Regions from separate parts of the Homo sapiens genome. Here region 2 is linked to region 1. Evidence: chromatin loops called from intact Hi-C (ENCODE). Cell type or tissue: K562. All regions are shown on one strand. Links, peaks and the distances in the headings refer to the core of each region. The heading gives the core; the rest is flanking DNA.

Region 1 (16,247 bases), core at 4,048-12,047:
AGTGCAAAGTGTCCGAATCCAAGCAGAGTGAGGAGGGGAGAGGTGAGGGCCGCAGTAACAATGGGAGATTGGTTACAAACGGGTGATTTACCAAATAAATAAATATATTGAGGATAATGGGAGATGGGATCCAGGCTTCTCACTGTAGATGTAAGGAGTTACAAATATGGAAAAGCAGAAAATTAGAATGAACTCTGTGGTGTTGGATTGGAATTGTAGGTATTTGTGTAAACTCATGATTTGCAATAGGTGGACATAGAATAAAACATAGATGTGTGTGTGTGGCCGGGCGCAGTGACTCATGCCTGTAATCCCAGCACTTTGGGAGACCAAGGTGGGTGGATAACCTGAGGTCAGGAGTTTGAGACCAGCCTGGCCAACATGGCAAAACTCCATCTCTACTAAAAATACAAAAACTAGCCTGGCGTGGTGGCACCCGCCTATAGTCTCAGCTACTTGGGAGGCTGAGGCAGGAGAATTGCTTGAACCCGGGAGGTGGAGGTTGCAGTGAGCCGAGATTGCACCACTGCACTCCAGCCTGGGTGACAATGCAAGACTCTGTCTCAAAAATAATAATAAAATGTGTGTGTGTATGTGTATGTGAGTATGTATATACATACATATATTTTCTAGCTATGTTCACTAAGAGGACCTAGGAGCAGTGACACCCCAACAGCAATGAGCATACCTAACACCTCCATTTTGGTTTCCAAATGCATTTTGCACTAAAAGGCCATTTTCCAATAAAAAGAACCAAAGCTTCCTGGAGAAATGACTGATTCCAAGGCTAGGGCAGAGAAGGTACAAGATGAACCTGGAACATCTTGCTAAGCCACAAAGTAAAGAAGTATTCATAGAATAATGAGAACATATCAAAAAGACACAGAGTCCAGCTTGGAGGGACTCTCACTCCCAGGGCCAGAATGTGGACAATTTGAGCCTCAAAATAAATAACAATAGTATTAATGGGAATTAATGTGTCTAAACTGCTGAATGAATGAATGAAAGAAGAAAACTTTTTGTTACAGTATAATACCAACAATAAATGTACAAGCAATGATGGAATTAGAAAATCCCCATTTGGCAACCATAACAGTAATAAATCAACCAAGAAACATCTATGTATGCTAAACTTCTTGGTACACATCTGATGAGGAATGGAATATTTACATAGTCTCAAAGTACCTCTTCACAAAATACTTATTAATTAAGAAGGGACAAAGAATAACTTAACAGTGGAAAAACCTGGCAAACACCACTTAATCTGTAAACTAATATTATTAGTAAGGAGACAAATTGAAATTGCTATAGCCTGACAGTATGTCACGAGGAAAAACCCAGCATGCCTTCTGTGCTATTCCTGCCCAAAATGCGTAACTTGAATCTAATCAAGAAGAAACACCAGACAAATCAAATTGAGGGATATTCTATAAAATAACTCACCTATAATCTTTACAAGTAGCAAGGTCATGAAAGTCGAAGAAAGACTAAAGAATTGTTCTGATTAAAGATTAATGAGACATAACTAAATGCATCACTTTCAATGACATTATTGGGATAACTGCTTAAACTTGAATGGGTTCTGTGGATTAGATGATAGTAATACATCAATGTTGATTTCCTGATTTTGAGAATTTGTGAATGATGGAACATCATAGGGGTAACCTACTCTCGAAAGGTTCAGAGGGGAAAAAAATACTTCTTTGTACTGTTCTTGTTACTTTCCTGTAAGTTGGAGATTATTTCAAAATTAAAAGGAAAAATGTTACAGAAGGGAGACAAAAAGGGTACCATTTGAAACACTGGAACTATCAGTGTCTTAAATGAACAATGTAAATTCCTGAAATTGGGGGCAGAAAAATGGTGTTTGTGGGGGTAACAGTAGTGATTATTCTTCCTCTACCCACACTCTCCAAGATCCTACTGTGCTCCAGTCTGGTTGACCTACCTCCTCATAGAAGCCTTCTTTGACTATTACAGCCCACACTCATTCCATACCTGAACTTTGACTATTACAGCCCATATCCATTCCATACCTGAACTTGGGATACATGTTGTTGGTATCATTTCCTTGGCAGTAAATCATATATAACCTGTGACTTCTCTTGTACTATTGTCTTATATAAATTTTGAACTCCTGTTTAAATCTTCTCATGAATATTGCCTCCCTAATTATATTGTAATTAATTTAGGAGTAGATGCCATATATGATCTCTTTTCCTTCCCAAAGTACCTAACACATGTTTTGCAATCACATTTCCACATCCCAAGGACTGTCAAGTAATAATTAGTCTCACTTAGCAAATGCTTTTTGCATACCAACTATGTATCAGGCACTGTAAATAATAATTTCCTACATGCATAGGATGCATTGGCTGGGCGCAGGGGCTCACGCCTGTAATCCCAGCACTTTGGGAGGCAGAGGTGGGTGGATCACGAGGTCAGGAGTTCAAGACCAGCCTGGCCAAGATGGTGAAACCCTATCTCTACTAGAAATATAAAAATTAGCCAGGCGTGGCAGAGGGCACCTGTAATCCCAGCTACTCGGGAGGCTGAGGCAGAGAATTGCTTGAACCCGGGAGGTGGAGGTTACAATAAGCCAACATCGTGCCACTGCACTCCAGCCTGGGCAACAGAGCAAGACTCCATCTCAAAAACAAAAAACAAGAAACAAAACAAAAAAAACCCCACAGCTTCCAAGTCCAGTGGTTTTTCCACTCCACTATAGGAAACAGGTAACAAGTCTGGACACAGTGATGGACTTATGTGGGTTGTATTAGTTTTCTATTACTGCTGTAACAAATTACCACAAACGTAGTGGCTTAAACAATACAAATGTATTATTTCACAGTTCTGTAGAAGTCCGACACAGTTCTCACTGGCCTAAAATTAAGGGGTCGGCAGAGTTGCATTCTTTTCTAAAGGCTCCAGGAGATTGTCTGTTTCCTTGCTATTTCCAGCTTCCAGATGTTGCTCACATTCTTTAGCGTGTGTTCTTCTTCCTCCATCTTCAAAGCAACACTGCATCTCTCTGTCTTTCTTCCATAGTGTATCTTCCTCTGACTCTCTATTTTACTTTTTTTTTTTTTTTGACAGTGTCTCGCTCTGTTGCCCAGGCTGGAGTGCAGTGGCACAATCTCGGCTCACTACAACCTCCATCTCCCGGGTTCAAGCGATTCTCCTGCCTCGGCCTCCTGAGTAGCTGGGACTACAGGTGCCCGCCACCATGCCCCGCTAATTTTTTGTATTTTTAGTAGAGACAGGTCTCACCGTGTTAGTCAGGATGGTCTCGATCTCCTGATCTCATGATCCGCCCACCTTGGCCTCCCAGAGTGCTAGGATTACAGGCGTGAGCCACTATGCCTGGCCTATTTTACTTTTAAGGATGCTTGAGATTACGTTGGGCCAACTCCAATAATCCAAGATAATCTCCCTATTCAGCTCATTAGTAACCTTAATTTCTTCAGCAATTTTCATTCTCCTTTGCCATATATCTTAACATATTCACAGATTCCAGGAATTAGGACGTAGACATCCTTGGGAGGCCATTATTCTGCCTATTGTGTATATGTTCTTTAAAATTTCACTTCCCAAAGGTCTCCTGAGTGCTTTCGCACCTTAACTCATGGTGTGACCACTCCTTCCATCTATTGAAAATCAGTCATTAGATTCCAACAGGACAATTCGTTTACTGGTATACCAACTTTAGCAATTACTTTCTGTGAAAAATAAGACGGATTTACAAAAGTTAATATCCTCTGAGTCCACTGACTCCTTATTCAACGGTAAGGAAATTGAGGCCAGAAACATTAATAACTTGCCCAAGGACACACAGCTAGCAAGTGGCAGAGCAGGAATTCAGTCTTAGGTCCTACTACAAAGCTCACAGCTTTTCCATTACACCATTTTGTCACCAACAGCTACTCCTAGGGCCTACATCAAATGCCTGTGGTTTAAACGTTAATTCATTCATTTGGGTTATCCACTTTATGGACTGCCTTGAAAATGCAAATTCAAGGAAGAGAAGAAGTCAAATTGCCTCTGTTTGCAGATAACATGATGGTATATTTACAAAACCCCGTAGTCTCAGCCCAAAAACTCCTTAAGCTGATAAGCAACTTCAGCAAAGTCTCAGGATACAAAATCAATGTGCAAAAATCACAAGTATTCCTATACACCAATAATGGACAAGCAGAGAGCCAAATCATGAGTGAACTCCCATTCACAATTGCTATAAAGAGAATAAAATACCTAGGAATACAACTTAAAAGGGATGTGAAGGACCCCTTCAAGGAGAACTACAAACCACTGCTCAAGGAAATAAGAGAGGACACAAACGGAAAAACATTTTATCCTCATGGATAGGAAGAATTGACATCGTAGAAATGAACATACTGCCCAAAGTAATTTATAGATTCAATGCTATTTCCATCAAGCACCATTGACTTTCTTCACAGAACTAGAAAAAAACTACTTTAAATTTCATATAGAACCAAAAGAGAAGCCTGTATAGCCAAGACAATCCTAAGCAAAAAGAATAAAGCTGGAGGCAACACGCTGCCTGATTTCAAACTATACTACAAGGCTACAGTAACCAAAACAGCATGGTACTGGTACCAAAACAGATATGTAGACCAATGGAACAGAACAGAGGCCTCAGAAATAATGCCACACATCTACAACTACCTGATCTTCAACGAACATGACAAAAGCAAGCAATGGGGAAAGGATTCCCTATTTAATAAATGGTACTGGGAAAACTGGCTAGCCATATGCAGAAAACAGAAACTGGGCCCCTTCCTTACACCTTATACAAAAATTAACTCAAGATGGATTAAAGACTTAAACTTAAAACCTAAAACCATAAAAACTCTAGAAGAAAACCTAGGCAATACCATTCAGGACATAGGCATGGCAAAGACTTCATGACTAAAACACCAAAAGCAATTGCAACAAAAGCCAAAATTGACAAATGGGATCTAATTAAACTAAAGAGCTTCTGCACAGCAAAAGAAACTATCATCAGGCTAAACAGGCAACCTACAGAATGGGAGAAAATTTTGCCAATCTATCCATCTGACAAAAGTCTAATATCCAGAATCTATAAGGAACTTAAACAAATTTACAAGAAAAAAACAAACAACCCCATCAAAAAGTGGGCAAAGGATATGAACAGACACTTTGCAAAAGAAGACATTTATGTGGCCAACAAACCTATGAAAATAAGCTCATCATCACTGGTCATTAGAGAAATGCAAATCAAAACCACAATGAGATACCATCTCACGCCAATTAGAATGGCGTTCATTAAAAAGTCAGGAAACAACAGATGGAGAGGATGTAGAGAAACAGGAACACTTTTACACTGTTGGTGGGAGTGTAAATTAGTCCAACCATTGTGGAAGACAGTGTGGTGATTCCTCAAGGATCTAGAACCAGAAATACCATTTGACCCAGCAATCCCATTACTGGGTATGTACCCAAGGGATTATAAATCATTCTACTATAAAGATATGTGCACACTTATGTTTATTGCAGCACTATTTACAATAGCAAAGACTTGGAACCAATCCAAATGCCCATCAAAGATAGACTAGATAAAAAAAATTGTCACATATACACCATAGAATACTATGCAGCCATAAAAAAGGATGAGTTCATGTCCTTTGCAGGGACATGCATGAAGTTGGAAGCCATCATTCTCCGCAAACTAACACAGGAACAGAAAACCAAATACTGCATGTTTTCACTCGTTTGTGGGAGTTGAACAATGAGAACACATGGACACAGGGAGGGGAACACCACACTGGGGCCTGTCAGGGGGTGGGGAGCAAGGGGAGGGACAGCATTAGGACAAATACCGAATGCATGCGGGGCTTAAAACCTAGATGATGGTTAGATAAGTGCAGCGAACCACCATGGCATATGTATCCCTATGTAACAAACCTGCACGTTCAGCACATGTATCCCAGAACTTAAAAAAAAAAAAAAAAAAGCAGTGAGAGAGAATGTTGTATTCTATCTCAGCCCAGAATAAGCTGTCCTGAGGTCATCTATTCACTCCCCTGTGCTTCTGTTGTCTTCAGTTACAATGCAATTTTGATGATCCCAAAGTCACTGTTTTAAGAGGGCAAGTTTTGCATTAAATGCTTATTTACTGTTGCTCTGGTATATTTAGAAAACAGAGCAGCCTGTTGAGAAGTAAGCATCTATTCAAATCTCCCTTCTGATTTTAAACTTCAACCATCAGGAGCCACACAACCTACTCACACCACTCTGTGTGCGGACTTCCTTGTATCTGCCCTTTCTTTTCCCTCTTCCTGGAAGGTCCTCTCAACTCTCTCCCATCCCTAACACCCAGACATTTATACCTAGAGAATACTTCCTAGTCCTTTAGCCCTGTTTCTAAACTTTCTCCTGCTCTCCAGGTACAGACAGATACCTGTCTTCTTTCCTCCAGCACTTGGTGTTACCATTTATCTCACAACTCTCAAATTTTCTGTTTCATTGGCAGAAGGACAGAAAGTGTTTGCAGGCAAAAGGAGGACATCACACAAAAAAAGAAAGAAAATGCAAATTCAAGCAGTAGGAGCATACCATCACTAAATATATTTTGAATTTAATGGATTTAATATTAATATTCATTTCCATTAATCAAAAGTGATGAACCCCAGTGGTCCCTGACCTGGAATAATTTTTAACATTACAGGGCCAGTTTAGATCATGCACCATGATGCTGGTCTGTGGGAAAATGTGGGAAAAGTAAATCAGCCTAGTCAATCTCCTATAGCATCCAAGTCCCTCTGTCTCCCCAGCTCAAGCAATCCTCCCACATCAGCCTCCCGAGTAGCTGGGACTATAGATGTGTACCACCATCCTTGGCTAATTTTTGTATTTTTTGTAATGTCGGGGTTTCAACATGTTTCTCAGACTGGTCTTGAGTTCCTGAGCTCAAGTGATCCACCCACCTCAGCCTGCCAAGGTGCTGGGATTACAGGCGTGCGCCACTGTGCCCCACCTCATCCACGTCTTAATGTTGCTTTACTGTACTCTTCTCATTGTACATGTGTCTTGTTTGGACATTATGTTCTACAGTGTCACTCCTAAAGTAGGGGGTTTTGCAAGTCTTCAGATGAATTCTTTGGTAATATCAAGGAGCTACTGACAAGAAGTTGTGAGGAGTCATCACAAGTCAGCTTGAGAAGTTGCATGTTATTCATATAGTTGAGAAAGGAGCCCTGGGTTAAACTCACTGCTTAAGAGCCATATGACCTAGGGAAAATTAGGTTATTTCTCTAAGCCTCACCTTCTTCCAAAAAGGGATATTAATTCCCACTTAATAGAGTTGTTGTGAGAATTAAATAAAATGATTGATGTACAGGTGTGTTGTAAAGGAAAAGAAAAACATGTGTGATAGATGTGCACATGAGTGTATACACAGACACTTGTGAACGAAAACGAAGGCCTAGAAGATGCTGGGTTCAAATCCTGACTCTGCCACTTGTGTGATCTTATACCAGTCCTGAATTCTTGAAACTCTCTTAATCTTAATTTTCCTCATTATAAAATACATTTGTTATAAGATTATTGTGAGGATTAAATGTCATTATGTTCAAAGAGCACTTATTACAGAGCCTGGCCCAAAGTACAAGTTCAAGAGCTGTTGGCACAGCATAAAGATCTCGGCTCTTTTTAACCTAATTCACCCGTTGTGGCCGGAATAGGTGATTTCTTGATAAACCTCAAGGTGGAGCTAGAGACACAGAAGTGGGTGTCTTCTTCAACAAGAATGTTTGGTCTTAAGGGGGAAGAAGAAGCAGACTTTCCATCTTGATTTTGCCAGGACACATCCTATCTCCCTTTAAACCACCACCCATGTTCCTCCATTATGAGAGCCTTTGGGGTTTTTTGTTTGTTTGTTTGTTTGTTTGTTTTGGGTTTTGTTGTCAAAAAAAGAGTCAGACAAAGGAGCATTCAATAGATGTTGTTCTGGTTTTGGTTTTGTTTTGTTTTGAGACAGGGTCTCACTTTGTCGCCCATGCTGGAGTGCAGTGGCACGACCTCAGCTCACTGCAGCCTCTACCTCTGGGATTCAAGCCATCCTTCTGCCTAAGCCCCCCAAAGTAGCTAGGACCACAGGCATGTGCTACCACACCCAGCTAATTCTTGTATTTTTTGTAGAGACGGAGTGGGGGAAGTGGGGAGGTTCTGTGGGGGTCGGAGTTTGGGGGAGGTGGGTGGTTTCACCATGTTGGCCAGGCTCAAGCAATCTTCCCGCCTCGGCTTCTCAAAGTGCTAGGATTACAGGCATGAGCCACTGTGCCCAGCCTAGAAGTTCTTTAATATTGTGAATTCACTTCTACTTGGAGAAAATATGTTATCTGGTACATAGAAGATGACTATATAGTTTTGAAAAAACAAACCTTTATTACATTTTATTTTCTTCTCATCCTTCAGCCCACAGACCAAAAGCAGGTTTTGTCTACATTCCACTCATGTGACTGATTTCCTGTCTGTCAGAGCCCAGTCATCTTTCCAAAAGGAATACTTATCATAGCTCCCATATTTCTCATTGGGAAATATGGGAAATAGCTCCCATATTTCTCAATGTAAATAAGACTCCTAGAAGTCTATCTTAGCATCCCAAGATTCCAGGAATATAGATTAGGTTTCAGTGGTTTTCAAATGAGCCCTTTGAAGTTATATATTGATAAGCTCATTAAAAACTCAACTCATTACTTTCAGTACCGCCTTGTAGGCTAAGTACCTATCATATATAATTAGAACCTCATGAGAATAAAAAAAAATCCGCATAAAAGATGAAAATACTACCAAATATCAGCCTTAACATGCCACTACTTTCAGAACTTAGAAAATCATTGCTACTGGCCGGGTGTGATGGCTCATGCCTGTAATCCCAGCTACTCAGGAGGCTGAGGCAGGAGAATCACTTGAACCTGGGAGGCGGAGGTTGCAATGAGCAGAGATTGCACCACTGCACTCCAGCCTGGTGACAAGAGCGAGAATCCATCTAAAAAAAAAAAAGCATTGCCACAGAAACAGAGCTTAGATTCCCCCAAAATCTAGCTGGGTAAGAGAAACCCCTTCTATGTATAAATAAAGGATGAGTAAGAATTAGTTAAGTGAAGAAGAATGAAAGGGGAGAAGGATGATTCCAGGCAGAGTTCCAGGACATGAGAAAGGTCAAAGAAAGGAATGCTCTTGTAGGTTTGAAAGTAATTGCATATGGCTCAACCGGAAAGGTTGAGAGGAAAATGGCGAGAGTTAAAACTGGAGGGGTGAACTGGAGATAATTATTAAGCCCTGCATTTTATGTTAAGGAGTATAGACTTTATCCTGAGAGAGGGGGAGCTACCAACATGCATCAGATGAGGCAGAACAATATCATTTCCTGCTTTAGAAAGATCATTCATGACTGCAAGACAAAGAACGGAGGAGGGCAAGGCTAGGGGGAAGGTGTGCTAGATATTTTCTGTTTGCATCTCCAGATACAGTAAGTCTTCAATGTCATCGATAGATTCTTGGAAACCGTGACTAAGGGAAACAATATATAAAGAAATCAATTTAGCTGTAGGCTAATTGATATAAATAAGTTCCTATGGCATATTTCTGGTCACGAAACATCAAACATCTAAATAAAGACCCAAAACACTTCTAATATTAAACCTTGAAATATAATAAATGTGAGCTATACATACATTTAAGAAAGATTAATAAAAACAAGTATAAGATAATTATTTTCCCAATTATTCCAGGTCAGTGTTACAGGTCGCCAGAGCCTATCCCAGAAGCAGAGCACAAAGCGGGAACCAGTCCTGGACAGGACGACATTCCCTCACAGGGCACACTCTCCCACACGCCACACTCACTCAGACTGGGACCATTTAGACACACCAGTTCACCTAATGTGCACATTTTTGGGATGTGGGAGGAAATTGGAGTACCCAGAGAAAACCCACGCAGTCATGAGGAGAATGTGCAGACTTCACACACGGTGGCCTCTGCCAGGAATCTATTTTTTTCATCAACGTTATAATGAAACGTCGTTGAACATAATGACATTATTCGAAGACCTGCTGTACTCCCTCTACTTACCTGCTGCATATCCCAGAAGTTTGACCTATGTGGGCTCCTGCTGGACTCCTTTGCCCTCTGGCTTTTGGTTGAGTCCGGCATTGGGAGATAGCAGTAGGAGATCAGAGGTCATGGGGAAAGACAGGTCCAATAATTTATCCCCCACCTCCCTCCCTAGCGAGTCTTTGTGTGAGGACATTTCTCTCCACCAAAGGTCACTGCTCTTAGCAGACAGCATCTGCCACACAACTGCCCTCTTCAGATTCTGGTAATCAAATCACTCCCCCCACATCCCTTGTTACTACCTTTGGGTAGTGATGATTAGCTAGCTGTTGCTAGCTAGCACTGGGGAAATTTTGTATCCCTTTTTGGTCTCTCTAAACCCTGCACTCATTTTGTAAATGATTCCTTTATTAAGCACTCCTCAAATTATCTAGTTTGAGTGTGCCATCTGATTCCTGCAGGACTCTGAAACAGAAAGAAACCAAGAATAGTATGGTAGCTAGCATTTATTGCCTCCCAGGCATTCTTCTAAGCAGTTTATATATATTAACTCATTTAATTCTCACAGCAACCCTAAGAAGTATCCCTCCTTTACAGATGTGGAATCTGAGATATAGAGAGATTAAGGCGATTAAGTAATTTTCCCAAAAATGCACAGCTAGTGAGCCAGAATTCAAATCTACATAGTCTGTTTCCAGAACCTGTGTTCTTAACTACTAGGCTCTTCTGGTGAGGTAAGTTGATGGTGTAAATTGCAGCAATAGGCTGGGCACGGTGGCTCATACCTATAATCCCAGCACTTTGGGAGGCCGAGGCAGGCGGATCACAAGGTCAGAAGATGGAGACCATCCTGGCTAATACGGTGAAACCCCGTCTCTACTAAAAATGCAAAAAATTAGCTGTGCGTTGTAGCAGACACCTGTAGTCCCAGCTACTCGGGAGGCTGAGGCAGGAGAATGGTGTGAACCTGGGAGGCGGAGCTTGCAGTGAGCTGTGCCACTGCACTCCGGCCTGGGCAACTGAGCGAGACTCCGTCTCAAAAAAAAAAAAAAAAAATTGCAGCAATATCAATGGAATGGGGAAAAATGAAGAAATTTCAGAGAGATTGTTGCTAATCCCAGGAGGATCAATTGAGGGCAAGAAGCAATGAGATGCATTGGTTATGAATACAGATTTTTTTTTTTTTTTGAAACTGAGTCTTGCTCTGTTGCCCAGGCTGGAGTGCAATGGCACGATCTTGGCTCACTGCAACCTCCGCCTCCTGGGTTCAAGTGATTCTCCTGCCTCAGCCTCCCCAGTAGCTGAGATTACAGGCACTTGCCACCACGCTCGGCTACTTTTGTATTTTTTTAGTAGAGACAGGGTTTCACCACGTTGGTCAGGCTGTTCTCAAACTCCTGTCATCAGGTGATCCACCTGCCTTGGCCTCCCAAAGTGCTGGGATGGCAGGCATGAGCCACCGTGCCAGGTTTTTTGTTGTTTTTTTTTTTTGAGATGAAGTCCTGCTCTTGTCACCCGGGCTGGATGAGGCCTCAGCCTCCCAAGTAGCTGGGATTACAGGCGCCCACCACCACGCCTGGCTAATTTTTTTTTTTTTTTTTTTAGTAGAGACGGGGTTTCACCATGTTGGCCAAGCTGGTCTCGAACTCCTGACCTCAGGTGATCCACCTGCCTCAGCCTCCCAAATAAAGTGCTGGGATTATAGACGTGAGCCACCACACTTGGTTCTTAATAAATCTTTATTAATAAATCATCCCAGAGAAACAGGGGGGCGCCTGTTGGAATTTAGAAATATTAGCTCTAAAGTGCCATCCTCTGTGGCTGAGGACAACCCTGAGATCAAACCAGCCCTTCCTTTCCTTTGGATGCCCACAGTACTTTTGTTGTTTTTATGACTGTCTTTAACTCTGATATCACATTTATTGGTTTATATGTCTCTCCCCGCCAAGCTCCACTAGTCCTGATTCATACTCTTATCCTTAGTTACTCTCATCATATGAAGCACATAGTAAGTACTCTATAATATTTGTTGAATGAATGAATGACTCAGTACTCCTAGGAAATTATTCCCTGAGTGCCACTGCACTCCAGCCTGGCAACAGAGTGAGATTCCATCTCAAAAAAAAAAAAAAAAAAAAAGGGCTTGCTGGGACCGGGCGCAGTGGCCCATGCCTGTAATCCCAGCACTTTTGGGGGCCAAGGTGGGCGGATCACCTGAGGTCAGGAGTTCGAGACCAGCCTGGCCAACATGGTGAAACCCCATCTCTACCAAAAACACAAAAATTAGCCAGGTGTGGTGGTGGGTGCCTGTAGTTCCAGCTACTTGGGAGGCTGAGGCAAGAGAATTGCTTGAACCCAGGAGGCAGAGGTTGCAGTGAGCCAAGATTGTACCACTGCACTCCAGCCTGGGCGACAGAGCAAGACTTCATCTCAAAAAAAAGGGGGGGCTTGCTTCCTGGAGAGGGTTTGCCCTTTTTGCCCCTTCTGTTTTTTCCACCTTGTGGGGATGCAGCATTCCTCCCCTCCAGAGGTTGCGGCAACAAGGTGCCATCTTGGAAGCAGAGAATAGCCCTCACCAGACACCAGTTGTGATGGAGCCTTTCCAGCCTCCAGAACGGTGAGGAAATAAATTTGTACCATTTATAAATTTCCCAGTCTTGGGTATTTTGTTATAGCAGCACAAACAAAGATAAGTGGAGTCCTTTGGAAGAGGGAACAAGTGAAGGAAGGGAAAGGGGTGACGCTGATCCTAGTAGTCAAGAGATATTTATGCAGATCTAACTTGCTGAGGTTGAGCAGTCTTATGGAACAGAAGTATTTCTAGAATCATATTTTTAATATAATGTAAAGAAATCTGCTCATGTGATGGGTAAAATATATATATATATACATATGCATATTGTACACACACACACACACACACACCTATGTTGAAAATAGCTACTTATTTTTAGCTACTGTTCTTTTAAAGAGTTGGTTTATTGAGTCATACAGAGACAACCCAAGTATTTAATGTAGACAATTAATAGCTGATTCAAAGACATCCTATATATCCACTGTGCAAAGCAGAAGCACACCATTAAGGAGGGGCTAGAGGCCTCCCTTTCTATAGGCACAATTTTTATTCAGGCAGCTCTTGCAAAAGCTGGGAGTTGGAAAAACGGCTCCCTGGCTGGGGATTGTGGCTCATGACTGTAATTTGAGAGATTGACGTGAAAGGATCACTTGAGGCCAGGAGTTCAGGACCAGCCTGGGCAATATAGCGAGATCCCATCTCTCAAAAAAATTGTTTTTGAATTAGCCAGGCATGGTGGCATGTGCCGGAGTTCTAACTACTTGGGAGGCTGAGGTGGGAGGATTGCTTAAGCCCAGTAGTTCAAGTTTACAGTAAGCTATGATTGCACCACTGCACTCCAACCTGGGTGACAGAGTGAGACCCTGACACTGCCCCTCGCCCCCAAAAAGAAAAGAAAAACAGTTCCAATAGGTGTGCAATAGTGGACTCTGTTTACTGTTACCAACTCATTCTTGAATAAAAATAGGGAAAAGAATTCTCCAACTTAAGCAGACTGCAGAGATTTTAGGAAAGGATTTAAATAAGACCTTGGACCAGGAAGGACTTTAAATTTGTGATGGATTAAACAGTTTTCTTCACACACCTCTCTAGAACTAGCTAGACTATGATTTCTCCATTCTTTCAATGTCCTTCCAAAACACCATCATTACCACTACCCTTCAGCTAAAACGTCTAAGTTATCAGCAACTTCCTTGTCTAGGTATCATCCCATCTGTTCAGAATAAGCATTCGGTTCTCTTCATTCAAAAAATGGGTATTGGATACCCTCAATGTGCCAGAACCTGTGTGGGACCCGGGGATTGAAAAGGAAACAAAACGTTCTTCCCCAACCTCCAGAAGCTCACTACTAGTGGTGGCAAAGACTCACATAACTAGCTGGGTCACCTAACACTCTGTATCTTAAAGGATCTCCCAGTAGTATCCCATAAAACACTGGGTGCAGCTGCCAAGGCCAGAGGAGGTTGAAACGTGGATGGTTGAGAGAGGTCCTCTTCTTTGCTTCTCTTACTGCCAGTGCTGGAGTGGGTTCCTTTGAATGTGTCCCATGAGATGTGATGGGGGCTGTGTTTCCAGCACCAGTCCGTATTCTTGCTATCAGTGTGAATCCCTGCCCAGGTTTCAGAGGCTCTTCAGGATGTGAAGGAAGACAATACCCTACTCCAGTGCTACACTCAGCCAAGAATTACCTTGCTCCTTCCTCCTTACTGCATTGTAAATTGACCCTCATAGCCATTTTCCGTTAGAATAGATGCAAATTCCAGTATCACTGACACATCCCAAGCCACTGTTCCCCTTCAATACCTGTCCTGATTCCTGAGTTAGTTCATTGCTTCCATCTATTTCCATTTTCTTGGTAACTGTATTCATTCAAGAAGGATTTATACTAGGCAGAAGTACAATGTAGAGGTTAAGGGTGGAAACTCTGGGAGTTCAATCCCAGCTGTGTGTTTACTAACTGTATCACCTTAGGCTGATTAACTGTCCTCTTTGTTTCCTCATCATAAATTGGGGATAATAATATTACCATAAGGATAATAATAGAACCTGTCTAATAAGGTTGTTGTGAGGATTAAATTGATGAATATATAAAGGGCTTAGAATAGTGCTTGGAACCTAGTAAGAGCAATATAAATGTTAGCTAGAATTGATCTAAGTTCTAATATTAACTCATTTAATCCTCAGAATCACCCTAAGGGGTTGGTACATTTATCAATGAGAGATTTTGTAACAGAGGTTTTAAGTAAAACAGAGGCTAAGTAACTTGCCCAGGCCTCTGACAGTACTGCGTGAACAAAACAGGCAAGATCTCTGTTATCACGGAAATTTCATGAAACAAATAAAATAATTTCATGATGATAAATGCAATGAAGAAAACAAAATAAGATGAAGGTAGGCCGGGCGTGGTGGCTTACGCCTGTAATCAATCCCAGCACTTTGCGAGGCCGAGGCAGGCAGATCACCTGAGGTCAGAAGTTCGAGACCAACCTGGCCAACGTGGCGAAATCCTGTCTCTACTAAAAATACAAAAATTAGCCGGGCATGGTGGCACATGCCTGTAATCCCAGCTACTCTGGAGGCTGAGGTGGGAGAATCGCTTAAATACGGGAGGCAGAGGTTGCAGTGAGTCGAGATCATGCCATTGCACTCCAGCCTGGGCAACAGAGCAAGACTCCACGTCAAAAAACAAAACAAAACAAAAAGATGAAGGTATGTGATAGGGTCACTTCTCTAAGGAAGTGACATTCCAGGGACTTGTTGCCCGTTCCTGCTACTGGCCTGTGTTCAGAGCCACTGTGGTTTACCTTAACACACTTCAACAATTCTGCATCTTGGTGAAGCTACTGGAGTCTCATTTCCTTTGTTTAAGGAGGTCCCCAGACCCCTTAATGGCTATTTGCCTACTGCTTATTTGTTTCACTTCACAGGAAAATGTATTCTGCATCATTGGACAATCTACTCCACAGATAACCAGAAAATTACAATATGGCACAGGAAGTTCTATGGCAAAGGAAAGGAAAAGGGGCTGTGGCTTCCCAGAGGAGGTACCTAACTGAGCTTGGTGGACAGAGGAGTACAAAGAATAGTATATGCAGAGGCTCTCATCTAAAGTGTGCCCCCCAAAATAAACAATAAATAAATAAATAAATAAAGTGTGCCCTAGTCATCTTCTCAAACCAATGAAAGCTTGACTCTCATTTTTCTGGTAGCCCTATAGTTTCAAAATACTGTTTACTTTGTGTGTGAAGGTAGAGGAAACAGGCACTTCCAGGATATTGCAGGCAGTAGTGCCCATGAGGAGGCCCTCATACTTCTGCTGGGATCTCTTGGGTACCTCAAGTGTTTCTATCTTCCACCAGGACACTGAGGAGGCAGGGCGGGCGGCAGCTTTACTCTCAGCCTGCTGCTAGCTCATATAGCACCTGGATTCCTTTCCTAGGGCTGCTGTCACAAAGTACCACAAAACTAGGTGGCTTCAAAAAACAGAAACAGATTCTCTTAACAGTTCTGGAGCTGGAAGTCCAAAATCAAGGTGTCAACAGGGCTGGATGCATCTGGAGGCTCTGAGGGAGCA
Region 2 (12,123 bases), core at 4,124-12,123, 450 kb after region 1:
AGGAAAAATGGCTTTTCTAACTTCAAGAGCTGCTTCTATCTTTCCTTTGCCTCTATTTTAGTGTCGTAAGTCCTATAGATGGGAAGTCCATGGAGACTATAACAAATGTGAAGATATTCCATGGATCAGAATATAAAGCAAATGGAAAAGTAATCAGATGGACAGAGGTAAGGAAATGAAACTTGGCATACTTGACCCACTTTGAGCACAACTTTTTGCTAGGCCAAGAGCCACATTCTGGGTTGACTTTGTAGGATAAGAAAAAAATATCTCTGAGAAAAATCTTTCTCGTTTATACTACAATTCCTATCTGAAATCACCAGGAAGAAATGCTGCCAGTTGCAGCCTGCACCTGTCTGATGTATCCTCCTTCCTGTGAACTAACTTTTAGATATTTCTTTGCATTGGAACTCCAGAAGAGTAGATCTCTGAGTGGTACATTCCATCTTTGCTGTATTCTTCAGAAAGCTGGGTCAGTTATTCTGTACTTATAAACTATTTTAGATAACATGACGGTCTTTAAAAAATACTTATTTCACTAATAAGAAAACTAGGCCAGGCACAGTGGCTTACACCTGTAATCCCAGCATTTTGGGAGGCTGAGGTGGGTGGATCACTTGAGGTCAGGAATTCAAGACCAGCCTGGGTAACATGGTGAAACCCCATACCCACTAAAAATACAAAAATTAGCCGAGGCATGGTGGTGCACACCTGTAGTCCCAGCTGCCTGAGAGGCTGAGGCATGGGAATCACTTGAACCCGGGAGGCAGAGGTTACAGTGAGCCGAGATCACGCCACTGCACTCCATCCAGCCTAGGCAACAGAGCAAGACTCCGTCTCAAAAAAAAAAAAAAAAAAAAAAAAAAAAACTAGGCCGGGTGTGGTGGCTCACGCCTGTAATCCCAGCACTTTGAGGGAGACCAAGGTGAGCAGATCACCTGAGGTCTGGAGTTTGAGACCAGCCCTACCAACATGGAGAAACCCCGTCTCTACTAAAAATACAAAATTAGCCGGGCATGGTGGTGCATGCCTGTAATCCCAGCTACTCAGGAGGCTGAGGTGGGAGAATCGCTTGAACCTGGGTGGTGGAGGTTGTGGTGAGCCGAGATTGTGCCATTGCACGCCAGCCTGGGCAACAAGAGCGAAACTCCGTCTCCAAAAACAAACAAACAAAACTAAAGCTCAGAGACTAATTAACTTGCTCAAGATTACAAGGCAAATAAATAATGATAAAATCCTGATTAAAACCCAGATCTGGCCAACTCCTAAGCTCTTTCCCACTGTATTAATTTGCTCCTTAACTTGAAAGCTGTATTAGAGGCTCACCTGGGAATGAGAGGAGCAGGGCAGTGACCCTTTTTTGTATGTACATGTCATATAGATCAGAAAGTTTATTCTCTTCATCCCCAAGAGGTCTGAGAAAAAATAAAATACGAAAAAAATTTTAAAAGTTCTCGTAAGCTGGTAGATCTTAGATCCCTTTATTACTTTTGAACCTCATGTATGCTCATTTGTAAAGGATTAAATTATAAGATCTCTAGGATTCTTTTCAGCTTTGAAACTCTTATGTTTTTTTAAAAAAATTCTACGACTTCTGGCTTTTCCATTTCACACAAAAGGAAACAGAGACCCAGGGTTGTTAAATCTCTTACTCAAATTCATATGGCTAGTTCCTGATAGCAGAGATGAGACCTGGTTCTCCAGTTCTGAGCAGTAGTCCTAAGGGACTCATCCTGCATAACAGGCTCCATGATTTCATATGCAGCCAAGGGATTTTAGTTGCTTGCTATGTAATGATTCGTCCCTTTGACACATTTTGAGCAGTGCAGAGTCTGGAACGTGTAAAACACTTTATGGCTTATAAAGCAGTTTGACCTCTGTTCCCTCCTTTTTGCTCCCCAGTAGCAGTGAGGTAGGCAAGCTACCCATCCTAAGATGCAGATGAGAAGACAGGCTCAAACAGGTCATGTGACTGTAACTTTGTGACTGATGTTGGTTAATGGCAGAGCAGGGGCCAGCGCTCAGGTCTCCTGACTCCCACTCGGTCATTTCATGCCACCACTCTCCAGTGCATCCAGGTACGGGGCTTCGGAGCTGCCTCCTTTGTAGTCCTCTCAGTGTAAGTTCCTTATGGAGCAGTAAGCTAGGGGTTGCTATATAGAAACATCGTGTATTTGCATTTCTGTGTCTTTTATATTTTGCCTTTTTTTTTTTTTTTTGAGACAGAGTCTCGCTCTGTCGCCCAGACGGCAGTGCAGTGGCGCAATCTCGGCTCACTGCAAGCTCCGCCTCCCGGGTACACACCATTCTCCTGCCTCAGCCTCCTGAGTAGCTGGGATTACAGGCGCCCGCTACCACGCCCGACTAATTTTTTTTTTTGTATTTTTAGTAGAGATGAGGTTTCACCGTGTTAGCCAGGATGGTCTCGATCTCCTGACCTCGCAATCCGCCCGTCTTGGCCTCCCAAAGTGCCTTTTTTTTTTTTTTTGAGACGGAGTCTCGCTCTTGTCACCCAGGCTGGATTGCAATGGTGCAATCTCGGCTGACTGCAACCTCTGCCTCCTGGGTTCAGGCGATTCTCCTGCCTCAGCTTTCTGAGTAGCTGGGACTACAGGCATGTGCCACTACACCCAGCTAACTTTTGTATTTTTAGTAGACAGGGTTTCACCATGTTGGCCAGGCTGGTCTCAAACTCCTGACCTTGTGATCTGCCCGCCTCGGCCTCCCAAAGTACTGGGATTACAGGTGTGAGCCACCGCACCCGGCCTTATATTTTGCCTTTATATAGTTTTATCTTTACAATAACCAGAGAAGTCAGGTGCTTTCCACTTTACAGAGGCAAATTAATTTTTTTTTTTTTGAGACGGAGTCTCACTCTGTCACCCAGGCTGGAGTGCAGTGGTGTGATCTTGGCTCACTGCAAGCTCCACCTCCCAGGTCCACGCCATTCTCCTGCCTCAGCCTCCTGAGCAGCTGGGACCATAGGCACCTGCCACCACGCCCGGCTAATTTTTTTTGTTTTTTGTTTTTTGTATTTTTAGTAGAGACGGGGTTTCACCGTGTTAGCCAGGATGATCTTGATCTCCTGACCTTGTGATCCACCCTCCTTGGCCTCCCAAAGTGCTGGGATTACAGGCATGAGCCACCGTGCCCGGCCGAGACAAATTAATTATTAAGAAGTCCTCAGCCTGGCCAGCATGGTGAAACCCCATCTCTACTAAAAATACAAAAATTAGTCTGGCTTGGTGGCAGGCTCCTGTAATCCTAGCTACTTGGGAAGCTGAGGCAGGAGAATCGCTTGAACCTGGGAGGTGGAGGCTGCAGTGAGCCGAGATCGTGCCATTGCACTCCAGCCTGGGCAATAGAGCGAGACTCCATCTCAAAAAAAAAGAAAAAAAGAAGTCCTTTGGGCCGGGTGCGGTGGCTCACACCTGTAATCGTAGCACTTTGGGAGGCTGAGGCAGGAGGATCACCTAAGGTCAGGAGTTCAAGGCCAACCTGGCCAACATGGTGAAACCCCGTCTCTACTAAAAATATAAAAATTAGCCAGGTGTGGTGGTGCACACTTGTAGTCCCAGTTACTTGGGAGGCTAAGGCAAGAGAATTGCTGGAACCCAGGAGGTGGAGGTTGCACTGAACTGAGATCGCACCACCGCACTCCAGCCTGGGCGGTGGGCAACAGAGTTGAGACTCCATCTCAAAAAAAAAATAAAGTAAGTCCTTTGGGCCAGGTGCGGTGGTTCATGCCTGTAATCCCAGCTCTTTGGGAGGCCGAGGTGGACAGATCACCTGAGGTCAGGAGTTCAAGACCAGCCTGGCCAACATGGTGAAACCCCATCTCTACTAAAAATACAAAAATTAGCCAGGCATGGCGGCACATGCCTGTAATCCCAGCTACTCAGGAGGCTGAAGCAGGAGAATCACTTGAACCTAAGAGGCAAAGGTTGCAGTGGGCAGAGGTCATGCCACTGCACTCCAGCCTGGTGACAGAGTGAGACTTTGTTTCCAAAAAAAAAAAAAAAAAGTCCTTTAACTTCCTTTAGTCCTCTAACGGACTTGCTCATGACCCTTCCTCTATGGTGCTAGGACTTAGGTCATCAGTTCCAAGTGTGTTCCACTTCTGCCTGTGCACAGTGCTGACACAGTTCCCGCCTCTATAGTGGCAGGGCTGTGTGGTGGAAAAAGCTCTGCAATAAAAGGCTCAGATGCCAGGCTCAGCCTGGCTCTTCCTCTGTCTCTTAAATTCTTCTGTGCCCTTGAGCCAGTCAATTCCCTTCTAAGACTAATTGTAAAATAAAGCAGCTGGGTCACGTCAGCTATAAGAGCCATTCTCTTAGACTTAAGATCATTTTCTAGGTAAATTGTCCACATACAGGGATTACCTTTTAGTGGCATACAATGCAAAATGGAGGCCTTTTCTAGTTCTGAGAAGAATGTGCCATTGCAACCATGGAGGCTTGCAGGGAGTTAGGCAGGCTGCTGCTGTCATTTTGTGGATGCAGAGATGGAGAGACAGGGATTGTTTTTTTTTTAGGTGGAAGACAAATGCCCAACTTTTCCTGGACCAGGGACTTTATGGTGTCCTGTTCCTGTCATGTCTTCTTGCACATCTTGGAGAATCAGGGTGCTCATATACAGTGAGCTAATCTACTTCTCCCAAAATCTAGGCACAAGTTTAAAAGTCTCTTTTGTTTGGGGAACAGGTGTTTTTCCTAGAAAACGATGACCAGCACAATTGCCTCAGTGATCCTGCAGATCACAGTAGATTGACTGAGCATGTTGCCAAAGCTTTTTGCCTTGCTCTCTGTCCTCACCTGAAACTTCTGAAGGAAGATGGAATGACCAAACTGGGACTACGTGTGACACTTGACTCAGATCAGGTATGATGTGTCTTCCGCAGCTTTTAAAGCTGGCCTTGGGCAACGTCTGTATTTCTGACGTGAGTTTTTCTGCATCACCCCAGAGAGCTTAATTCTCCGACCTTCTGGCCTGACTGGATATAGTGTTTTTGGCCCTCTCTTTAATAGTACTATACCCACATGTGATGCTTGGTCAGATTCTCTCAGAACCATTTGAACTGTGGCTTCTTCACCTGCATGCCTTCCAAGGAGCTGGTTTCCTTCTTAGTGTGGGGTAAAGAGGGGAGCATGTGGTAGGACCTGCCAGGTCCTGCCTTGATGTTTACAAATTGCCAGACCTCTCTGTTCCCTCAACCCTTTAGCTCCGAGTCACTTGGAACTTGGGTGTAGGCTCAGCTTGATCCCCCTTCCCCACTGAGTGAGTGTTAATTCTGCCCAGCAAGCTGCTTCTGGCCTGAGTGCTTATGAGGAGAAACTGGTTCCTGATCACAGGGTTGTGCCATTATCAGGGAATGATGAAAGGTTCTGTGTCTGGCCCCAGTTCCTGACTAGTCATCAATCAACAAATATTTATTTTCTGCTTAACGGCTTGCCCAATGCTATACTAATGAAGTATTCTGGTCCTATCTCACATAAAACAAAGAACAAGCATTTTTCTGCTAAATATGTGAGCCTCTTGAGGGCAGGGCCCTGTTACATTCATCTTTGGATCCCTGCATTTGTAGTTGCTCAGAATGGTGCATGGATGAACAGATGGATGCAAGAACAAATATTCAGTTCCTACTAGGTTAGGGAGCTGTACATTGTGTATTTCTCATTTTAATTTTCACAACCAAAGATTAAGGTATTATTTCTGATACTCCATACCTTTTTACACACCTCTACCCTTCCCCAGAAAACTAAGACCATAACAGGTTAAGTGGCTTACCCAGTGCCTCATGGTTGTCAAGTGGTCAGGAGGAGTAAACAACAGGATAAGTGATCACCCAGAAAAGAGGATAAATTTGTATTCACTGCCATATGTTTAGCCTATGGCCAAAAAGGACATCTCCTTTCCTGCTCAGCCTCCTTGCCCTCAGCCCTGGAGAGGCCTTCTCTGTTCAGTAACCTCTCCTCCTTTTCTCTCTGTGGTATAGGTTGGCTATCAAGCAGGGAGCAATGGCCAGCCCCTTCCCTCGCAGTACATGAATGATCTGGACAGCGCCTTGGTGCCGGTGATCCATGGAGGGGCCTGCCAGCTTAGTGAGGGCCCCGTTGTCATGGAACTCATCTTTTATATTCTGGAAAACATCGTATAAACAGAGAAGACTTCATTTTTTTCTGTTCAGACTTGTTGCAACAGCAGTCATACCCAAATCATTTGCACTTTAAAACTGGAAGATTAAGCTTTTGTTAACACTATTAATGGGGTGGGGAATAGGGTGGGAGTGGGGGTTTGGGAGACGGGTGGGAAAGGGTGGTTGGGGGGACCGATGTTCCATAATTCTAAGTCTTCTATGCATTGTCCACCAAGAAGATCTGGGCAGCTTCTGTTCCTGCACAACAGTTATGCTATCCTTGCAGCTAATCCCCTTCTGTTACTGTTTAGACAAGAATTCCGCTCCTCTCTCAAGATTTACTTATGGTCATGTGCTCAGAAATGCTCAAATGGGTACAACCATCACCAAGGGTGGGATGGGAGGGCAGAGGGGAAATAAAATATAAAGCATCAGTTCTTGCACTCTTTGTACAGAATTGGTATAAAAAGGATAATTCCACACTGATCTTGTCCCAGTTACATCACAGCTGTTTATCAAGTAGAAGTCACACTTAGATTTTTGTTTTTACCAGATTATTCATTGAAGTGAATCGAAGACTCAAGGGCTTAATCTACTCTTCCAGTTTCGGAAGGGCAACTCAGTGTAAATGTCATGTGGAGAGCAGAGGTGAGTTCAGGATTGCTGGAGATCTGCCCGTGTGGATGGCAGGTATTCAACTGGGTATTTCTGTGAATGCTGATGGAATACACCCAGGACATTTTTAGTTATAAATACTGGAGGAATTTAAAAATACATTTTATTGAGAAATAATTTAAACTTCTAGGAAGTTGAAAGTACAAAAAACCCCACGCACACTTTACCCAGATTCCCCTCTTGTTCACTTATTAACATTTTGTCCCATTTGATTTGTCAGGGTTTCTCTCTCCCTTTCTCCTTCTCCATAAAAAATTGAGGCATTTGAGAGTAAATTGCGTACATCATAGGCCTTTCCTCCTAAATGCTTATTTCCTAAAAATAAGGATATTCTCTTACACAACTGTAGGACAGTTCTCTACTTCAGTCAAACATGGATTTGATACTTTAACCTGGCATCTGCCCAGTGATGTTCTTTGTAGCATTTTTTCCCTCCAGTAAACCTTCCAGTATAGAATCAGACATGGCTATGGCTGTCATGACTCATCTTGATCTTTTATGTCATTGATATGTATTTTTTTTGAGACGGAGTCTCGCTCTGTCACCCAGGCTGGAGTGCAGTGGTGCAATCTCGGCTCACTGCAATCTCCGCCTCCCAGGTTGAAGCGATTCTCCTGCTTCAGCCTCCGGAGTAGCTGGGATTACAGACGCCCGCCACCACCCCCAGATAATTTTTTTGTATTTTTAGTAGAGACAGGGTTTCACCATGTTGGCCAGGCCTGAGCTCAAGTGATCCGCCATCCTCTGCCTCCCAACTCCTGATCTCAAGTGATCCGCCATCCTCTGCCTCCCAAACTGCTAGGATTACAGGTGTGAGCCACCGCACTCAGCCTCATTGATATTTTTGGTGAATGTAGCCACCCCCAACCCCACCCTGTTTTTTTTTTTTTAACAGAAAACAACTCAGTTTGATATTTCCTCATATTTAGAATCAGTTTATGTGTTTTTGCCCATAATGACTTGATATCCATCTGCCCCCTCATTGATAGTGGTAAATTTTGATCACTTGGTCAAGGTGTCCAACTTCTCTGTATATCCCCCTACCTGGAACTTATAACCAGTATATGTAGACTTTCAGACCATGCAAATCTCTTGCCTATGAAAGTGTCCCGTTAAATTAGCATGCATTGATGTTTCTTACCTGCACTGATCTTTTACTATGTTTGCAAAATGATTTTCCAATTCTAGCGCATTCTCCAGCTTTACAGGTTGCACTTGGTAATCTACTATAAGCAGAAGCCCTTCCTTCCCAATTTATTCATTTAATTTTCATTATACACTCATGGACTGTTGTTTTGCTTTGTTTTGTTTTGAAACAGTGTCTCACTCTGTCACCCATGCTGGAGTGCAGTGGCACAATCTTAGCTCACTGCAGCCTCAAACTTCTGGGCTCAAGCAAACCCCCCACCTTGGCCTCCCAAAGTGCTGGGATTACAGGCATGAGCCACCAAGCCTGGCCTTTTTCAGTGGTTCCAATTCATTATTTTGGTGCACAAATGGTCTCAGCTTTAGCTAGACAAGAGACCCTTCAAGCTGGCTCCTACATCCTGGTGATATGCTATTTTTTTTTTTTTTTTTTTTGAGTACTTCTTTTTTATTTCTATCCTAACAAGATGCTTCAGGCTTATCTTGTGCTTATCCTGCCCTAGCCCTGGAATCAGCTATTTCTGCAAGGAGCCCTGGCTTCTTTTAATGGGAGTGGTATTAGAAACCAAAATCTGGTTTATCCATGATATGTGTGATGCACTCTGACCTTTTTCTGTTTCATTAAAAATTTATTTTGATCTTAGACCAAATGGATTCCACAATGCACATTTTGAAAATACTGCTTTAGGGCAATGTACTCCATTGTCACTGGCATCTTCTGAAAGCCAAGGCTAAACTAGTTTTTCTGCAGTATTAGTACAGCTCCAAGAATTCCCTGGAAGCTAGCGCAGGCCTGTGGGACAGCGACAGGCTGCTCCCCAGTGGCTAGTGCTGGGTTTAGCACGAGGCAACAGCAGGCTGTGGAGCTGTGTTTGCGGCAGCAGCTGTTTTCCAGAGGCCTAAAGGCCTGGCCTGGGAAACATCTGGGTAGGTTCATCCTGCTCTCTGAGGTGGGAGCTTATAGTCGACATCTGCCTCTCCAAAGGTTTTACCGACGGTGGTTGCACAGAACTCTTACTGTGACCTTTCCCACAGGCTCAGAGGTACTCAGAGCTTCTAAGGGGAAGCTTGGCCCACAGAGCAGCAGCTTGTCAGGACCGAGCCCTGGTAACCACTACCTCCAAACCTGACAAGAACAGGAAGCACTTGTTAACAGGGGCAGCTTATTTTTGGTCTAATAGCCAGCTTTGTCTGAACATACCTCAAAAGTCTGGAACTTCTACAGGGACTGGTCCTGTTTTCCTGTGGTTTATCTTCCTGCTTGCCATTGTACTTATTTATTCTGGTTCAGTGCAAGCTTTTAAATTCTCCCACTAAGGACAAACTCTGGCCCTCAGATCCTTTCTCAGCTGCATCAAATGTCCTCTGTGTTTAGTAAAATCATTTGTGGAATTGGGCATAAAATAGCCAATGATAGTTAATTGTTTTCCTTGTTTATCCTTGCTTTTATACAATGTATATTGTAAGAATTATATAAAGCAAGGGGCTGAACCACATTTCGAAATAGGCAAATCTTCTGGATTGTAAACTTAAAGATTGAGATACAGCGATCCTTCTATACTTAAGAGGAATAGAATTGCCATTCTGGTAATTTATTAAATTTTTTAAAATTATTAAATGCTTATCAAATGCTAGGCAATGTATTTTTATCAACATCTTCTGAGGAACTACTGGACTCTAGGGCTACAGATTTGAAATTATGCCTCTGTAAATTCCCACGTCTTGTCTTCCCCCAGCCACAGTGGTTCCTGAGCACTGGTGGGCCCAAGATTTTCAGTTAAGTTTACCTCTAGATAACTGGTCACCTGGGAAATAATTTATGCATTTAACACATTTCAAACAACAATCAACCTGCTGAACATTGTTTCTGGAATTAGCAAGTTTGTAATGATGTTTCTATTTTTTTTTTTTTTGAGGTCGGAGTTTTGCTCTTGTTGCCCAGACTGGAGTGCAATGGCACTATCTCGGCTCACTGCAACCACCGCCTCCCGGGTTCAAGTGATTCTCCTGCCTCAGCCTGCGCAGTATCTGGGATTACAGTCATGCACCACCACGCCCAGCTAATTTTGTATTTTTAAAAGAGATGGGGTTTCACATTGGTCAAGTTGGTCTCGAACTCCTGACCTCAGGTGATCTGCCCACCTTGGCCTCCCAAAGTGCTGGGATTACAGGCATGAGCCACCGTGCCTGGCCGGTTTCTATTTTTATAATGCAAAAATAATAATCATGGCAATGGGAATTCAGGGATTGTATGTAGTCAGAAGGGCTAAGAAGTAGGGAGAAATGATGCCATTTTAGAGCCTGGGCAGCTGAGGCAGAGAAGAAACGAATCCATCTGTGGAGCTGACCCAGGTGCAAGCTCCCAGGATCTGCCAGTCTCAGTCGCATGGTTTCATCCTGAAAGCAGCTGCCCTTACTTAAGGGACAAAGTCTTTTAGGAGCTGCCCACAAATACTTGGAAAACAAGGCTTCAAAATCCAGAAGCAACAATGCAAATTTCAGAATGGTGCTGTGAGAAAGGAAAAATGTTAGAGTCACAGGAGTTTGCCCTTTAATTGTAAGCAAGACTTCTTGATTCTAAAAAATTTCTGTAGTTTATTCAGTTTGCTAATTCAGAAGAAAGTGTGCATTGCATGAGATCAAAGAATTGAAAATTTTAAAATGATTTGGGTTGTAGCTGGCTCCCAACTGCAGGTGAGTCACTAATCTCCAATGTTTGGATACTGTATTTGTGTTTGTTTTGAGACAGAGTCTTGCTCTGTCGCCCAGGCTGGAGTGCAGTGGTACAATCGAGGCTCACTGCAACCTCTGCTTCCTGGGCTCAAGGGATTCGTGTGTCTCAGCCTCCCTAGTAGCTGGGATTACAGGCGCCGGCCACCATGCCCAGCTAATTGTTTTTGTTTTTAGTGGAGACGGGGTTTCACCATGTTGGCCAGGCTGGTCTTGAATTCCTGACCTCAGGTGATCCACCTGCCTCAGCTTTCCAAAGTGGTGGGATTACAGGCGTGAGCCACTGTGTCCCGCCTGTTTCCTGTATGTGGATAAATCTCAGGACAAGATGAAGCTGGGACAGGCTCCTCCTACTACCAGTGACGCATGCATGCCTTTGGCTACAACAAAGGCCTTTTAAGAACTTCAATCTCCAAGTCTGGTGGGAGGCTTTGTCTTGCCTCGTCAGCCTGGAGGTTCTGTTTTGAAAGAGCAAAGCAGCAGACTGAAATTGAATGGGTTGCAAAGGAGAAACCTTTAGAGCTATAGAAAACTTTCTATCTATCGAAATAGGCCATTTCCAACAGAGGCCTGAATTTAGAAACTCCTAGAGCTGGCTGGAACTTTAGAGGATAACCACAGTGGTCCGTAACCCTCTTAGGAAGCACTGGGTTGGATACACACCCTAAGGGGAGTAGGTTGGGTTAGGAACCCTTCCAGTCACCTTTCTTTGCTCTATAGGTCATCTTATGAAGGCTAATCACCCTCCTTTTCATTCTAGATTATTGCTGTGTTGCATACACGTGACTGCAATTAAGTGTTAAATCTCACATCTGTGGAAGTTTTGGTAGCTCACTTCTGATAAGATTGGCCAGCCGGGTGCGGTGGCTCACACCTGTAATCCCAGCACTTTGGGAGGCTGAGGTGGGTGGATCATGAGGTCAGGAGTTCGAGACCAGCCTGACCAACATGGTGAAACACCGTCTCTACTAAAAATAAAAAAATTAGCTGGGCATAGTGGTGGGTGCCTGTAATCCCAGCTACTCAGGAGACTGACACAGGAGAATCGCTTGAACCTGGGAGGTGGGGGTTGCAGCGAGCTGAGATCATGCCACTGCACTCCAGCCTGGCTGGCAGAGAGCTACTCTGTCTCAAAAAAAAAAAAAAAAAAAAAATCGGCCAGAGGGCTCATGGGGAAAAAAGTCACTTGTGTGTAGTTCCCGCTCTGTGACCCACTAAAAGCTCTGCGTTTAAGGGCAGGGAAGCATGGTCCAGCCCTGTTATCCCCCAAAAGGACACATACAAAGCTCAGTTCTTGAGCTGTGCTTATGCAATACTATAGTGATCAGTAAGCTGAATGTATTTGCTTCACTTCTAACCTTTTTTAAAAGTGATCTTGAGGAATGCTTTGTTGATCTTGAATTAATAATTCAAAAAGGGGGTGGGGGAAGATGGGG

What was found. Hi-C counts contacts between places; a loop is a spot of excess contacts. Peaks named below come from ENCODE experiments on the same cell type or tissue, not always from the same donor. Only the 100,000 strongest peaks of a DNase experiment are listed, where the experiment ranks them.
Region 2: it touches region 1 in a loop (4-fold over the local background); 3 of 110 quality-filtered maps call a loop at or near these places.

Annotation. Positions count from the first base shown.
Region 1 is chr1:51,889,291-51,905,537 of GRCh38, forward strand. No RefSeq gene overlaps it. Among named protein-coding and RNA genes, the nearest start is that of NRDC, 19 kb to the left of the region's middle. RefSeq lists an enhancer at 8,037-9,236. In K562, for the core only: a CTCF peak has its summit at 7,748 (motif pointing right); a DNase peak (open chromatin) is centred at 7,761; H3K27me3 peaks cover 1,519 bases.
Region 2 is chr1:52,340,065-52,352,187 of GRCh38, forward strand. It overlaps ZFYVE9 (zinc finger FYVE-type containing 9), which reads left to right. Exons shown (of 19, transcript NM_004799.4): 17 at 62-167; 18 at 4,704-4,880; 19 at 5,996-6,570. The coding sequence ends at 6,157. CC2D1B (coiled-coil and C2 domain containing 1B) reads right to left here. Exons shown (of 25, transcript NM_001330585.2): 25 at 10,533-12,123. Among named protein-coding and RNA genes, the nearest start is that of CC2D1B, 20 kb to the right of the region's middle. RefSeq lists enhancers at 10,138-11,112, 10,913-11,207, 11,113-12,086. In K562, for the core only: a CTCF peak has its summit at 8,773 (motif pointing left); a DNase peak (open chromatin) is centred at 8,800.